Linked DNA regions of Homo sapiens: regions 1 and 2 are each linked to region 3. The links are chromatin loops, found by intact Hi-C in ENCODE. Cell type or tissue: endothelial cell of umbilical vein. All regions are shown on one strand. Links, peaks and the distances in the headings refer to the core of each region. The heading gives the core; the rest is flanking DNA. Region 1 has its middle 190 kb from the start of MIR4693. Region 2 has its middle 310 kb from the start of MIR4693. Region 3 overlaps DYNC2H1 (dynein cytoplasmic 2 heavy chain 1).

Region 1 (5,816 bases), core at 1,250-3,749, 400 kb after region 3:
TGTCCAAATTTGAATAATTACCACAGATAAAATATCCAAGGGCTCATTTGACCCTGCTTATTAATTATGGAAACATAAAGCTAAAAAATAAATTACCCTGGTTTTATCTGTTGGTCATGATGACTCCATAAGTTGCATTTCCAATAAAGCAAAAATGTTCCATTTTTTTGTTACTCCTAAAAATGAAACATTGGGACTTTTCTAGCCCAATGTTGTTAACAAATGTAGTATTTGTTAACAGAAATGTACATTTGAAAAGTAAAGTGAGTACAGTTAGCTTTCTGTATGTATGGGTTCCACATCCATGGATTCAATAAACCATGGATCAAAAATTTTCAGAAAAAAAAAGGGACAGTTTCATCTGTACTGAACATGTATATAGAACTTTTTTTGGTCATTATTTCCTAAACAATGCAATATAACAACTACTTACATACCATTTACATTGTAGTAGGTATTATAAGTAATCTAAAGGTGGTTTAGATTATACGGGATAATGTGTGTAAGTTATATAGAAATACCACACCATTTTATATAAGGATTTGAGCATTCATGGATTTTGGTATCTGCGGTGGTCCTAGAACCAATTCCTTGTGGGTATTGAGGGATGCGTGTACTCCCAGTGGCCAAAGCTGGAATGATTTTAGCAACAAAGTAAGTATATTGGACTATAATTTAAAGCACAAAATAGATAGCCACAAGTCCATGATGCTATAAAAATGATTGGATAAATACATAAATGAGAGAGAAGAGATTAATCTTCTTTACAAATGAATTCTAAATAATTTATATATAATAATTTATCAGGAACTAGAGCTTAGTTCCTCTACACCTCTTCTTATCCCTCACTTCAGCCCCCATTGAGTGTGGGCTGCACCTACTAACTTGCTTTCAAAGAGTAGAATATGGGAAGAGCTAGGGCATAGGGTAAAATCACAGTAGGGAGACCTGGCAAATACTGTCTCATCAAGGCGATGGAAGTTATCATCAGCAATTAGTCATATTGATAGTGTGCATTCTTGACCTGCTGTACTTAGAATGACACTGCATTTCTGTGTTTTTTCTCCCAAAACTCATGACTCCAGGATAGCCATGAGAAAGATATTGATCAAACCCAAATTGAGTGACATTCTGCAAAAACTTTGATCAGTGCTCCTTAAAACTGTTAGGTCATCAATAACAAGGAAACTTGTTGTTTCTGAGAAACTGTCACAGATCAGAGGAGGCTAGGGAGATACTGACTCAATGTAACCTGGACCATAAAAAAATATCATTGAGGAAAAAAATTGATGACACCTGAATAAACTGTTAGGTTGATATTATGATGACATCTGAATAAACTGTTAAGTTAATAGTAACGTACCAATGTTGATTTCTTACTTGTGACAAAGGGGTCCTGGTGGCATAGAACAATAACAGTAGGGGAAACTGTGTAGGGCTATATATAAATACTTTGTACAAACGTTGCCACTTTTCTGTAAATTTAAAACACTTCTAAAATAAAAAAGTGTTCTTAAAATAAAATAAATACAGTTACATGAGTCACAGGGAAATGTACTAAATGCAAATAAAAGAATGTAATTTGAAAGTGTCAGAAAGTAGTGGTTGAATATATTTGAATTTCTCTTGTTCTCCTTGTGCTCCTAGGGGAGCAATTCTTTGAGGTTTAATTGCCTTTAAACACTTATGAATTGTATATTTAAAGACTATTGCATATCAGATTTTATGCCACAGAAACATTTTATTGAGTAAAATTGCTTATTCTATTAAAATTAAATCATTTTATGGATGATATTTTTCAAAATCTTTTTGGAGATAAAAGGAAAATTCAAAAAGCAATGATGATGTGTTATTCCAAAAAAAGTACCTGTGATTTTTGTTTCAAAATATCAGGTGCTAATTTTCATCATATTTTAAATTTCATTTGAATATTACTCTTCTATTGTAAACTTGTGCTGAATTCCTGTTGCATTTTTTTCTAGGAGAGGGAAAAGGAAGAGTTAGCTTTGGGATAGGAGATCAACACTGTCTTACATACTTAAAGACTCTGCTTAATGACATCCTGAGAGTCATCAAGAAGGCTTGATAGAGATAACCAAGATTTATATATTTGATTTAGTTACATTCAATGTAAAATTATCTTGCTCTTCTGAGGCATTGAGTCTAGACACTTCTCATAATAGAAAAATCCTTATTACTCTATTAGACATGAATTACTTCAGACAGTTTTTTCCAAAGTTCCATTATCAGTGTTGTTGCTAACTGACTGCATTAGTCTAAGGATGCTAATTGCTATAATGTAATCTCCAAGCTTTTATGGCTAAATATAATAATGATTTATATCTCATTCAGGTCACAGCCAGTGCAGGTCATTGGGGGCAGAAGGTTTGCTCCATGTATCATCAAGAGTGAGGCTTCTCCCACCTAGTGGTTCTGCCCACTATTACACTGGCAAAAATAGACACATGGGAGAGACCAGGAGTGTTTGTCCAGGCCTCCATTGCAGAGTCCAGGGGTATGCTGGTAAGTGTTTAATAATCAGCAGTCACGGAGGAAAAATTTTTAAAGCCTTGATTTGTAGCAATTGCAAATTTCCATGGTGCGTATATATCTCCCATGGTCTATCAGAAGCTATTCACAAAATATCAGGGAACATGAAACTGGGAAAAGAGGTGCATGTTCAGCACAAGCCACTTTGAGTTGGCTCCAATCCACCACCAAATAGTCCCTCCCTTCTGCAAATAGACACTGAGGAGAAATTTGGATTAAAGCTTCTCACATTACACATGTATTGTTGTTGTATGGGATGGTTGCCATAATCAGTTCTGAAGACAGTACTTTGCATAAGTTTAGACTAAGGTGCTGTTTATATCATATCTGTGTGACTCATGTCCCAATCTGCATAGCAGTCTGTGGCAGACCTACTATGGAATAATGCTGCTTGATCAAATACAAAAAGAGCAAAAAGAGGAAAAAAGAAAGAGAAAAAATGTTTTCTTTCCTCATGAAGTAATAACATCTAAAATGAAGAGGAATGCCACTCAAATTAGGTGCCATTTTTGCAAGTTTTGATGGCAGTTTATATGGCCACTAGAATGGCCATTAAAGCACATTGCAAATTATATCACTGTATATAATGCTCCATAAAATAAATTTCTATGGATTAAGTCCAAAATTTCAGTCATTTGCTTGCAAAAATGGTCACTCCATTTAAGATACCATACAAATTATGTTCAGGCATTAGGAGCAAGTGGTTATAGCAGCCGTGTCATTAAGCCCATCCATAACTTTATAACTCAGTTTACATGCTGCATAACACCTTGTTTATAAATTAGTTTCCTGGCAAGAATTTGTAGACTTCAGGATGACCTTAAAATTTATATACTGATTAGGAAATAATTACATACCATATGTTGCAGGGAACATGAAAATGAAAGAAATCACACATAAGCTTAGGTTAGGACAAGTTCTAGAATATTTGATACTGTTCTTTTTGTTCACATCAACATAGCTAAGGAGTTGATCCTTCACCTTAAAAGCAGGAATGACTCTTTTGATACCCTACATACCTCCTTTCCAATCCAGTCATTTAAGAATATCAGGAATAAGGGATTGGAATTGGTTGGCTCATGCTTGACAGAAAAGTTGAGAAAAATAATTGCTAGAAGCTAAATGTAATACTTTCTTCTCCAGAGCCCCTTGACTCTAAAAAGTTTGAATACCAATAAAGCAAATTAAAAGGTGTAAATTATTCCTATAGTTCAATGTTTATGTAACTAAATTTCTTAATATTATTCTTTATAGTATTTTGTATATATCTAAACTTAAAAGGCCTGAGAATACCAAGAAATAGAGGAATATTCATCTATATTAATTCTTTTGTGTTCTACTTTCCTTTTTACTTTCAAATCTTTAATTAACCTGGGATTCATGTTGAAAATTATGAAGGTTAATTTTATGTGTCAACCTGACTGACCATAAAGTGCCCAAATACTTGGTCAAAGATTATCTTAGGTATGTATGTGAGGGTGTTTTGGATGAGATTAACATTTGAATCTGTAGACTGAGTAAAACAGGCTGTCCTTCCTAATGTGAGTAGGTCTCATCCCATCAGTGGAGGGCCTGAATAGAACAAAAAGTCTGAACCTCCCTTACATGAGAGGGAATTTCCTCTTACTTGATTGCCTTATGGCTGGGACATTGGTTTATCCTGCCTTTGGACTCCAGCTGAAACATCAGCTTTTCCTGGGTCCACTGACCTTGGGACTGAAACTGCACCATTGGCTCTCATAGGTCTTCAGCTTGCCAACTGCAGATCTTGGGACTTGTTAGCCTCCACAATTGTGTGAGCCAATTCCTTATCATCTCTCTCTCTCATGCTGTGTGTGTGTGTATAATAATTAATAGATATCTAATTGTGCACCCTACCCCATGATTTAGTCAATTGTTTCAACATTATGAAAATCTATTTTTTTGAGACAGTGTCTCACTCTGCCACCCAGGCTAGAGTGCAGTAGCACGATCTTGGCTCACTGCAACCTCTGCCTCGCAGGTTCAAACAATTCTCGTGCTTCAGCCTCCTGAGTGGTTGGGATTACAGGTGCATGCCACCACTCCCAGCTAATTTTTGTAATTTTAGTAGAGATAGGGTTTCACCATGTTGGCCATGGTTAATCTCCAACTCCTGACCTCAGGTGATCTGCCTGCCTTAGCCTCCCAAAGTGCTGGGATTGCAGGTGTGAGCCACCATACCCAGCCTAAAATCCTCTTTCAATATTGACTAAATACTCACATGTGTTTTGACTTGATTCACAGATTCATATTCTCTTCTATTAATATGTGACTATCTATAACTTTATCAGTAATACATTATTTAATTATGGTCATTTGATAGATGTTTAATATCTAGTAGTGCTTGTCCAAATCAATTTGAATATGTTTATGCTACTACAATGAAATAAAGATGGGGACTGGGCTGAAGTTAGACAAATAGTATGCTTTTCAACCTGAAAGGCAAAGACAAAGAGACAGCTTTTCGATCTTTTCCTTTCTTTTTTCTCTTCTTCCTGCCTACCTACTTGTTTGCCTTGACTACAACAACACTCCCCCAACTAACTGCTTAGACATTTATGCTCCTGGAAGCCCTGTTGGAAAACCATCTTCTTAGACTTTTATCTGCCATCCCAAGGTATGTTTTTATTCTTTGTGTTTTCACAAATCTTGGCAACAATTTAAATGGCATTGTTAATATCACAATTTACCTAATGCATTTTCAATGTCCTCTTTAATTCTCCCAAACCAGTGGAAAGGCAAGATGAAAAGAGATTCATAAAATTGCTGTGTATTATGTTACTTCCTAACTGAGTGGTTTATTTGCTTACTAAATGGTCCTACATTTATAGTCAATCGTCACCAACAGATAACACATCAAAAATAAACTTCAATTTCACATTACAGAGGAGGTGATTCCAATTTGAATGTTATTTATCATAGAGAATATGTTACTAAATCCAGTTTATGGAAAGATTATGCCATTTAATTTACTTTTAGAGAGAGGAATATGCTTTCACGAGAAACTGCATTAGCTATTAGAAAAGTAATGTAGCTGTTGGTCTGCACCACTTCCAGCAAGCATGGGTACATTGCGTTGACAAAAACAGCTGGATTTTTTTCTAGTGTGATCTGATAGAAAGAGCACTGGGCTGGTAGTCAGGGTTAGGTCAAGGCAAGGTTCTAACTAGCTGGGTGACTGTAAAGAGATAGTTACACAACCTCTCAGGGCCTCAAGTGTTTTATTTATAATATGAAGTGTCCAG
Region 2 (5,816 bases), core at 1,449-3,948, 280 kb after region 3:
TATACCTACACAATGGAATTATACTCAGCAGTAAACAGGAATGAACTACTGATACATGCAGCAACCTGGATGATTCTTAAAATAATTATACTGATTGAAAAAAGCTGGACTAAAGAAGGATACATATTTAGCTAGTATGATTCTATTTATGTAACATTCTAGAAAATGCAAAGGAATCTACAGTTACATAAAGCAGACACACTGGTTGCCCTTCAGTGGAGGTGGATGTACCACATCTGTTCTTTACTTTGATTGTTGATGGTTCCATCAAGTATACCTACGTCAAAACTTATCAGGTTATAAACTTTAAACATGTGAAATTTATTGAAGCTCAATTGTTCCTAAATACAGCTTTAAATTTTTTTAAAAAAATCAGGAAAATTTATTATAATCATATATCTTAGATGTAACCATGATGCTTGGGTGAACATTTGGCTTATACATATTTTCTGAGCCTTTTAAAAACCAAATTTGCATTTACATAATATATTAGCATATTTTTCATTTGTCTCTAACACTATAAGACACTCCTAGTATTATTAGAAGTTCTTTATAAACATTTACATTGAAAGATTCATACTGTGATAAACTGTATCAGTCATGTGCCATCACTGATACCAGTCTTGACAATGTAGCTTGGTCTGGCTAATGAAATATGACTTCGCATATTTCAAAATTGCTAGAAGAGTAGCTTTTAAATGTTTTTACCACAAAAAGAAATAAGTATGTGAGGTGATAAACTTTTAATTAGCCTGAATTATTCCATATTGTGAACATATATCATATTATACCCCTCTAAGTATGTTATTTGTCAATTAAGAATAGAAAAGAAATATGACTGGAAGGGATATGTTATTTCCAACAGGATTTAAAAGCATGGTGTATACTTTGTCATCCTGATGTCTGTCTATAACATTCTTTAAATTATGGTTACTTAATAATATGTTTAATATCTGGTAGTGTTTGTCCCAATCAAGCACTTTATGCTACTGTCATGAAATAAAGATGGGAACTGGGGTGAGGTTCAACATAGAGCATGCTTCTCACAATAATCTCTGTAGCTGTCTGTTGTAATTTTATTGTTAAGCTCTCTTTCTAATTTAGTCTTGAGGCCTCTCTGTTGGGAGTTGCCATAAGACAAGGTAACCACTCTCTAGCAGAGTCCTGGCCAGGAAAAAAATTAGCTTTGGGTATGACGGTCAAGTGAGGTGCACCGAGGAGGTGAAGCCAAGATGCACGAAACAAAAAAAGAAGTTTGGATCACTTACAGATCCCAGAGAGGCTAGGGGTGCTGACGGGAAGCTGGGAAGTCCGGAATCAGCAGGCGTCTCAGCCAGCAGGGTGGGAGCCAGAGAGAGCCAGAGGACCTGTGGGACTATGCTTTATTAAGACCCAAGGGCATTATCCCTTAGGCTTTGCTGGGGAAGGACGAGGCGGGGTAGTTGTGGATTGGCTAGTTTAACAAAAACACAAAAATCTGTGTTGTGGCTCTGGTGTTAACCATCAGATTTGATCCTGGCCAGCAGCTATTGGGCGTGCTGGGTTTGGGTCGGTGGGATAAGAAACAAATGAGCTTATATTGAAAATAGCTGGCTAGGTGGGGTGGCTCAAGCCTGTAATCTCAGCTACTCCGGAGGTTGAGGCAGGAGAATCGCTTGAACCCGGGAGGCAGAGGTTGCAGTGAGCCGAGATTGCGCCACTGCACTCCAGCCAGGGCGACAGAGTGACTCCGTATCAAAACAAAAACAAAAAAACAACTTCTTAGGGAGAGGAAGTTTTAACTAGGCCAAAGGTGACGAGGTACTACTCGGTTTCAAATAACTTATGTCAAGCCTAAAAATGGATGCCGAGACAGCAACTATATTACGTAAATTATTGACACTGCCCATTTTTGTTTCACTCTATCTCCTCTCAGACTCCAGCTCCTTCCACACAGGAAGAGGCCAAATATTCCTGCGCCCCTCACAAGACTCTGGGCTGAAGCCCTGCTGTTTGCCTCTCTGTCTCAGCCCGGGTGAGCTGGCCCATCTTAGACTGGCAACTCTGTTCTGTGAACAGGTTGTTAGAGCCCAAGTGCAACAGGAAATGTACAGAAGGTTTCAAATCATTATGTATACCTACAGGGAGGGAGAAGCAGATGCCATTTGAAAGGGGCCTGATTAGAGAACGTGCTTGCCGACAGTGTATCTGATTGGCATCTGTGGCTTTGCAGCCAGACCATCTGTTTTTGCTAATGCAGCTTCAAGTGCGGTGCATAATGAGGTTAGGGTCAGGACTGTATTGTTCGTCTATGGCTTATGTGTGCCTCCTCCAGCTATGTGAAAATTAAAGGGGCACTGCCAGGACCATGCAAGTGGAGAACACTTCTCTGCCAAAATGTGACCAGAAAAAAAAAAGGGATAATGGACTCCCTTTGTGTCTCTCCAGGGAGATCTTAAGTATGGAGGAACACAGAGCTAGAGTGCTATGTTAATAGAGAGAAAGGACAATGGGTGTAAGATGTAGTGGTTAAAAATGGATGGTATCACAAGTAGGAAAAGAACTTTAAAAATAAGACAAAAATCAAGAGGGACTGGCAGGTAAAGAGAAAGAGACATAAACATTTATGTCCCTGGGTTAATGTTTCAGCATTTACAAAATAGAGTCTCCCCAACTCTCAACCCACTCCCAGCTCATGCGCACTTTGTTGAGAGTGCACCACAACTGTACACCATTAGTCTAAAAATAATCAAAGCACCTATCAATTTGATAATGATTTCTTCTCATCTTTGTGCCTTCTGAAATTCTGTCCTCATTCCAAAGCCCAGGGAGGATTCCTGGTACATTTAAAAATCTCTCTACTTAAGCTTGGGGACAGACAGCTTTAAAGTAGATTATTTGACAAATTACATGTTATACTTGCTTTTATGCAGTGTATTGTATAAAATTTGCCTACACCATTTTTAGGGAACTCAGTAGCACCCCCTAGGGATCACTGTTTGACAACAGAGATTTACATGGGAGTAGTGCAGTGTCTCTCTCAACAGTTCTTAATTTATGATTTCTTTTGACAAACATAAATAAAATAGACTATGGTGTTACTTGAAGTTCATAAATCAATCTAAATCAATTAGATATTGTGACTAAAAACAGCAAAGTAAAGCAAACTTTAGAATTTACATTCTCAAATCACATCCTTGTGTTTTTGGAATGTTTCACTGAGTGGGTACCCTTGATACCCACTTAGTGGGCCCAAAGCTCCTGACCTGAGAATCTATAGATTAACAAGTAAGTCATCAAATAACAGGTGCTTTAAAAAAATTATTTGTTAGGATTCCATACTATGTCAAGCCTTTCTATTCTCTGTTTTAATAAATACAGTTTTGATAACTATATTATATGTACAGCTTTGAGCTTATGCTTAAAGTCTGTGCTTGTCATTCAGAATAATGACTGGGGGAGGTTTTCACTATTGAAATGAAAATACCCAAAGTCCTCTGAATACTCCCCCAACAGCAGAGATAAATACCTTATAGACTGATCTGTTGAAGTAAGAATGTGATGGTGGAGTGGTTCTCTCGTTCCTCCCTGTATTAGGCTATTCCTGCACTGCTATAAAGAAATACCTGAGACTGGGAAGCTTATAAAGAAAAGAGGTTTAATTGGTTCATAGTTCTGCAGGCTGTACAGGAATCATGGCAGCATCTGCTTCTGGAGAAGTCTCTGGAAGCTTACAATCCTGGCAGAAGGCGAAGCGGGAGCTTTCATGTCACATGGCAAGAGAAAGACCAAGACAGAGAAGGTGCCACAAGCTTTTAAACAGCTAGGTCTCCTGAGAACTCACTCACTATGATGAGAACAGTACCAAGGGGATGATGATAAACCATTCATGAGAAATGTGTCTTTACCCATGATCCAGTCACCTTCCACCAGGCTGTACCTCCAACATCGGGGATTACATTTCAACATGAGATTTGGGCAGGGTACAAATCCAAACTGTATCACTCCCTAATATAGACTTTTGAACACCTGCCCTTTCACACACTGTATATTGATACTCTACTGCCTTTTGTCAAAATTCAAACTTTGGTCCTCAGCTGATAAGCATTTTGAGCTATCACATGGCTGGGTATATTTATTTAGCAGTGTTTGTATAATTATCTGGATATTTCAATGACTTTTGCTCTTAAAATTTTAGAAAAATAAGTAGATTGTATAATAGGAGCTATAAAAGTGCTAGCCTCAGCACTTAACAGCACATTTGTTATAAACTCAACTTAATTGAGATCATCATTAGATGAGCTGAAGCAGTGACTTTTTAGCCTCAATTAGATGCTTAATGAATTAAACTGGCTGACTATATTAATTATGAAGAAAAGGAACAAAATTAAAATTTAGGAAGAAGTCAAATTCTGGAAATATGCATTGAAGATTATTTTCAAAAGGCAAACTTTTATTAAGACTTTATAATGTTTTTGTTTCATGGGAATACCTCCCCATACACACGTGTCTGCACACAGTGACACATAAAGTTAGTTCTTTGACTTTCAAAAAGTCACTTCTTATATACATTTTAAAGACACATAATATAACAAAAATGAGAATCATTGCATACCTTCCTCTTTAAAAGGGAGTATAAAAGTCACAACCTCTCGGTGTGGTTGGTATGGGGCATTATTTGCATGACACATTATAAATGAATAGATAATGTCCCCACTAGTGTTTTTCCACATGCCAAACATGATATTCAGATCATTTAACAACTGATATAGGCATACCAGTGCTATTGGTCCTGTTGAATTGGAGAAAAGAAATTCCTTGAGAAATAAAATGATGGTGTGTGAGTAACTTACAAATCTCCTTAAAGCAACAATATAATTTTTACATTAAGCAAATGCTCAATGAAGGCTGTAAGAGGATGCCAAGTTTCTTGTGTTTGGATCTTCACCAGTATATTTCTATACTACAGCAATTTGTAATTCTTTTTTTTTTTTTTTTTTTTTTTTTTTTTTTTTTTTTGAGACGGAGTCTCGTTCTGTCGCCCAGGCGGGAGTGCTGTGGCGCGATCTCCGCTCACTGCAAGCTCCGCCTTCCGGGTTCACGCCATTCTCCTGCCTCAGCCTCCCGAGTAGCTGGGACCACAGGCGCCCGCCACTGCGCCCGGCTAATTTTTTGTATTTTTAGTAGAGACGGGGTTTCACCGTGGTCTCGATCTCCTGACCTCGTGATCCGCCCGCCTCGGCCTCCCAAAGTGCTGGGATTACAGGCGTGAGCCACCGCGCCCGGCTGTAATTCTTAATCTTGTCTCTGTCAATGTAATTGTGGCTATAGAACTTGAAAAGATTATCTTCCCTTTGTGTAATTTGGCTTGTTTGAGGGGTTGATGATACTGCAATAATTTCCTCTTTTTCTGGGGTCCTGGACTCCCTCTTCTGCTTGTCTCTCCATTGCCATAGACTTTTGCATGTCTCTAAGTCCTGGGCTCTTAGCTCTTCCTAATTACAATATTGATGCTGACAGTTTGCTACACCAATTCTAATCACAAATCAGATTTACAGAGGGCTTGCAATGGAAGAATTGCAGCCATGGCATTGACTAGACTGAAGAGCTTAGTTACCAGAAGTCACTTATCAAATGGGAAGGCTAGCTGGGATGGTTAATTTTATGTGTCAATTTGACAGAGCTGTGGGGTGTCTAGATAGCTGGTCAAACATTATTCTAGGTATGTCTGTGAGGGTGTTTGTGGATGAGTTTAACATTGAATAGACTGAGTAAGGCAGATTGTCATCTCTAATGTGAATGGGCTTCATCCAATCAGTTGAAGGCCTGCATAGAAC
Region 3 (2,500 bases), core at 1-2,500:
GAGGATAAGGAGTGTTTGTCAGTATACCCTGCTGCCTTCTACTGATTTCTGGCATAATGTTATCTAAGGTAGAGCTGCAGTTTTGTACTAAAATTGGAAATGAGTATATTGAAAATGAGTATTAGAGAATATCTTTGCCGTTCTTAGAACTTTTCTTAAGTTAAGGCAAGTTAAATATACTAATTAAAAGGGTTATAAGCTCTAAGGTACAGTTATTGGCTCTTTTCATGCTTATAATGAACAGTGCTGGGTACTTTATTATCCTAATGTGGACACCTGTTAGAGTCATCTTCTCTACCTCTAGTTCCATCAGTGTTCTTATTGTCACCAATCCTATACTCATAGTTCGAACTTTTCTTCACATCAGAGATAGCCTGATAGCGCTGTGCTGTCTTGCGTTACCTTAACTGATTCTCTTTTGAAATGTAAAATTGGATCATCTATTCTCTGATCACAAATATTTACCATTTCATCTTACCCACTTTCCCCTAATACTAGTGCTGTTGGTCCTCATTAAGACCAATCTGTGAACCACTTCTAGCTCTGTCAACTGAGAGGTAGAAAGGTGTTTAAAATATATTGCTATAGTCTGAATATTTGTGTGTCCTCATCACCCCCAAAATTCATATGTGGAAATGTAATCCCCAGTGTAATAGTATTAAGAGGTGGAGGTTTTAGAAGGTGACTAGGTCATGAGGGTGGAGCTCTCATGAGTGGGATTAGTAACCTTATAAAAGAAGGCCAAGGGAGTTTTTTAGCCCCTTCCAGCATGTGAGAACACAGCAAGAAGCAGTTCTTTCTGTGAACCAGGAAACAAGCTCTCACGAGACACCAAATCTGTTGGCACCTTGATCTTGGACTTCCCAGCTTCCAGAACTGGGTGAAATAAATTTCTGCTATATAAAAGCAGAACGAGTTTAGTGTATTTTGTTATAGGTAGCCTTAATAGACTAAGACATATATTCTTTGCAGTTTTATAAAAATGAGGAAGAAAAACTAGATTTTGCTATCTTTTTTAGTTAGAAACCATGATTCATCATCTTCATTTGTTTTATGTGCATAGAAAAAGTAAGGTTTTTTTATTACTTGGGTAGATATGTGCATTGTAGTCTTTAGGTGGCAGTAAAGCACTAATTCTAAGGTGTTTCCACCCTATCCCCTACTGATCTCTTGATCCATAGGAACGGGATGCCTATCTCCCCCTGGCTGAGAGTGCCAGCAAGATGTACTTCATTATTTCTGATTTGTCCAAAATTAATAACATGTACCGTTTTAGTTTGGCTGCTTTTCTCCGACTTTTCCAACGAGCTCTACAAAACAAACAGGTAAGCTGTTGGATACCCTGTACCAGAGACTGAATTACAGGGATTACTTTACTAGGGATAGTACTTAATTTATAATAAAAATTATTAAGCAAACTTTCATAGAATTATGTTCCAAAAGACCACATGTAACACTTTTAAGCTATATAAAGAAACTACTTAATTTCTTTTTATATTGTTAACAAGGTGTCCCAATGTGACAATCTTTTTAATGAAAACAGTTTATGTTCTGAGTATAAATTAATAAGTAATATATAATCATTTAAAAAACCCAGTGATTCTGAAAGGTATAAAAATAAGAATTATCCCTATAATATCATTACCTGGGGAAAACAACATTTAACATTTTATTATATATCCTTGTTGTTTAAGGCAGTAACTTTCCAGATAATGGAGGTACACTTGTCCACTGCCTTATCAAGCATGTATTCTAATGGAGGGAAGTATGTATTAAAGGATAACAAATTGTTTTAACTAAAAGATACAATACTGTGCTTTAAAAAGTGTATTAGTGTATTATGGACAGCTTTCCTACCAGTGAATATAAACTTAATGTTTTTAAGAGATGGTGAGGCTATACCATACTTTATTTAACCACCTCCCATATATGCACATTGTTCTAATTATTTCTGTTGAGTATCGTATTAATCCGAAACTTGGCCAATTAAAACTATTTTCTTATGCTTATTGATTCTATTGGAAATTTAGTCAGGACTCAGCAGGGATGACTTTGTTTGTTTCACAACGTCTAGGACCTCAGCTGAGAGGACTTGAGAGTTGAGGGGCTAAGACAGGTGCTTCACTTGCCCGCCTGGTGCTGTGGGTTGGGAGGACTTGACGACAGGACTGCCAACTGCAGCACCTCTGCAGGAGGCTTGGCTTTTTCACAGCACTGAGTAGATGGATGGACTTCTTATTTTTTAGCTCAAGGCACTAAGTATGTGTTTCAGTGAATAAGGCTGAAACTGAATAGCCTTTTAAAATGCAGCCTTAGGTCTGTGTCATTTCTGCTGTATTGTACTGGCTGAAGCAGTCACAAATCTATGTAGAGTACAAAACTTTCTGCTGTTTAAAAAATCTACTGGATCTTGTAGGTACAGTACTGTGTCTTATGATAGAGTGACTTTTAGGAAATCCAAGTCTCAATTTCATATGTGATCTTTGTTAACATATAGTGA

What was found. Peaks named below come from ENCODE experiments on the same cell type or tissue, not always from the same donor. Only the 100,000 strongest peaks of a DNase experiment are listed, where the experiment ranks them.
Region 1: it touches region 3 in a loop (13-fold over the local background); 4 of 110 quality-filtered maps call a loop at or near these places.
Region 2: it touches region 3 in a loop (12-fold over the local background); 2 of 110 quality-filtered maps call a loop at or near these places.

What each region holds. Positions count from the first base shown.
Region 1 is chr11:103,657,116-103,662,931 of GRCh38, forward strand. No RefSeq gene overlaps it. Among named protein-coding and RNA genes, the nearest start is that of MIR4693, 190 kb to the right of the region's middle. In endothelial cell of umbilical vein, for the core only: a CTCF peak has its summit at 2,405 (motif pointing left); no DNase peak of the experiment used is centred there.
Region 2 is chr11:103,535,141-103,540,956 of GRCh38, forward strand. No RefSeq gene overlaps it. Among named protein-coding and RNA genes, the nearest start is that of MIR4693, 310 kb to the right of the region's middle. In endothelial cell of umbilical vein, for the core only: a CTCF peak has its summit at 2,966; a DNase peak (open chromatin) is centred at 2,951.
Region 3 is chr11:103,256,427-103,258,926 of GRCh38, forward strand. It overlaps DYNC2H1 (dynein cytoplasmic 2 heavy chain 1), which reads left to right. Exons shown (of 89, transcript NM_001377.3): 69 at 1,182-1,325. Among named protein-coding and RNA genes, the nearest start is that of DYNC2H1, 150 kb to the left of the region's middle. In endothelial cell of umbilical vein, for the core only: no CTCF peak of the experiment used is centred there; a DNase peak (open chromatin) is centred at 1,155.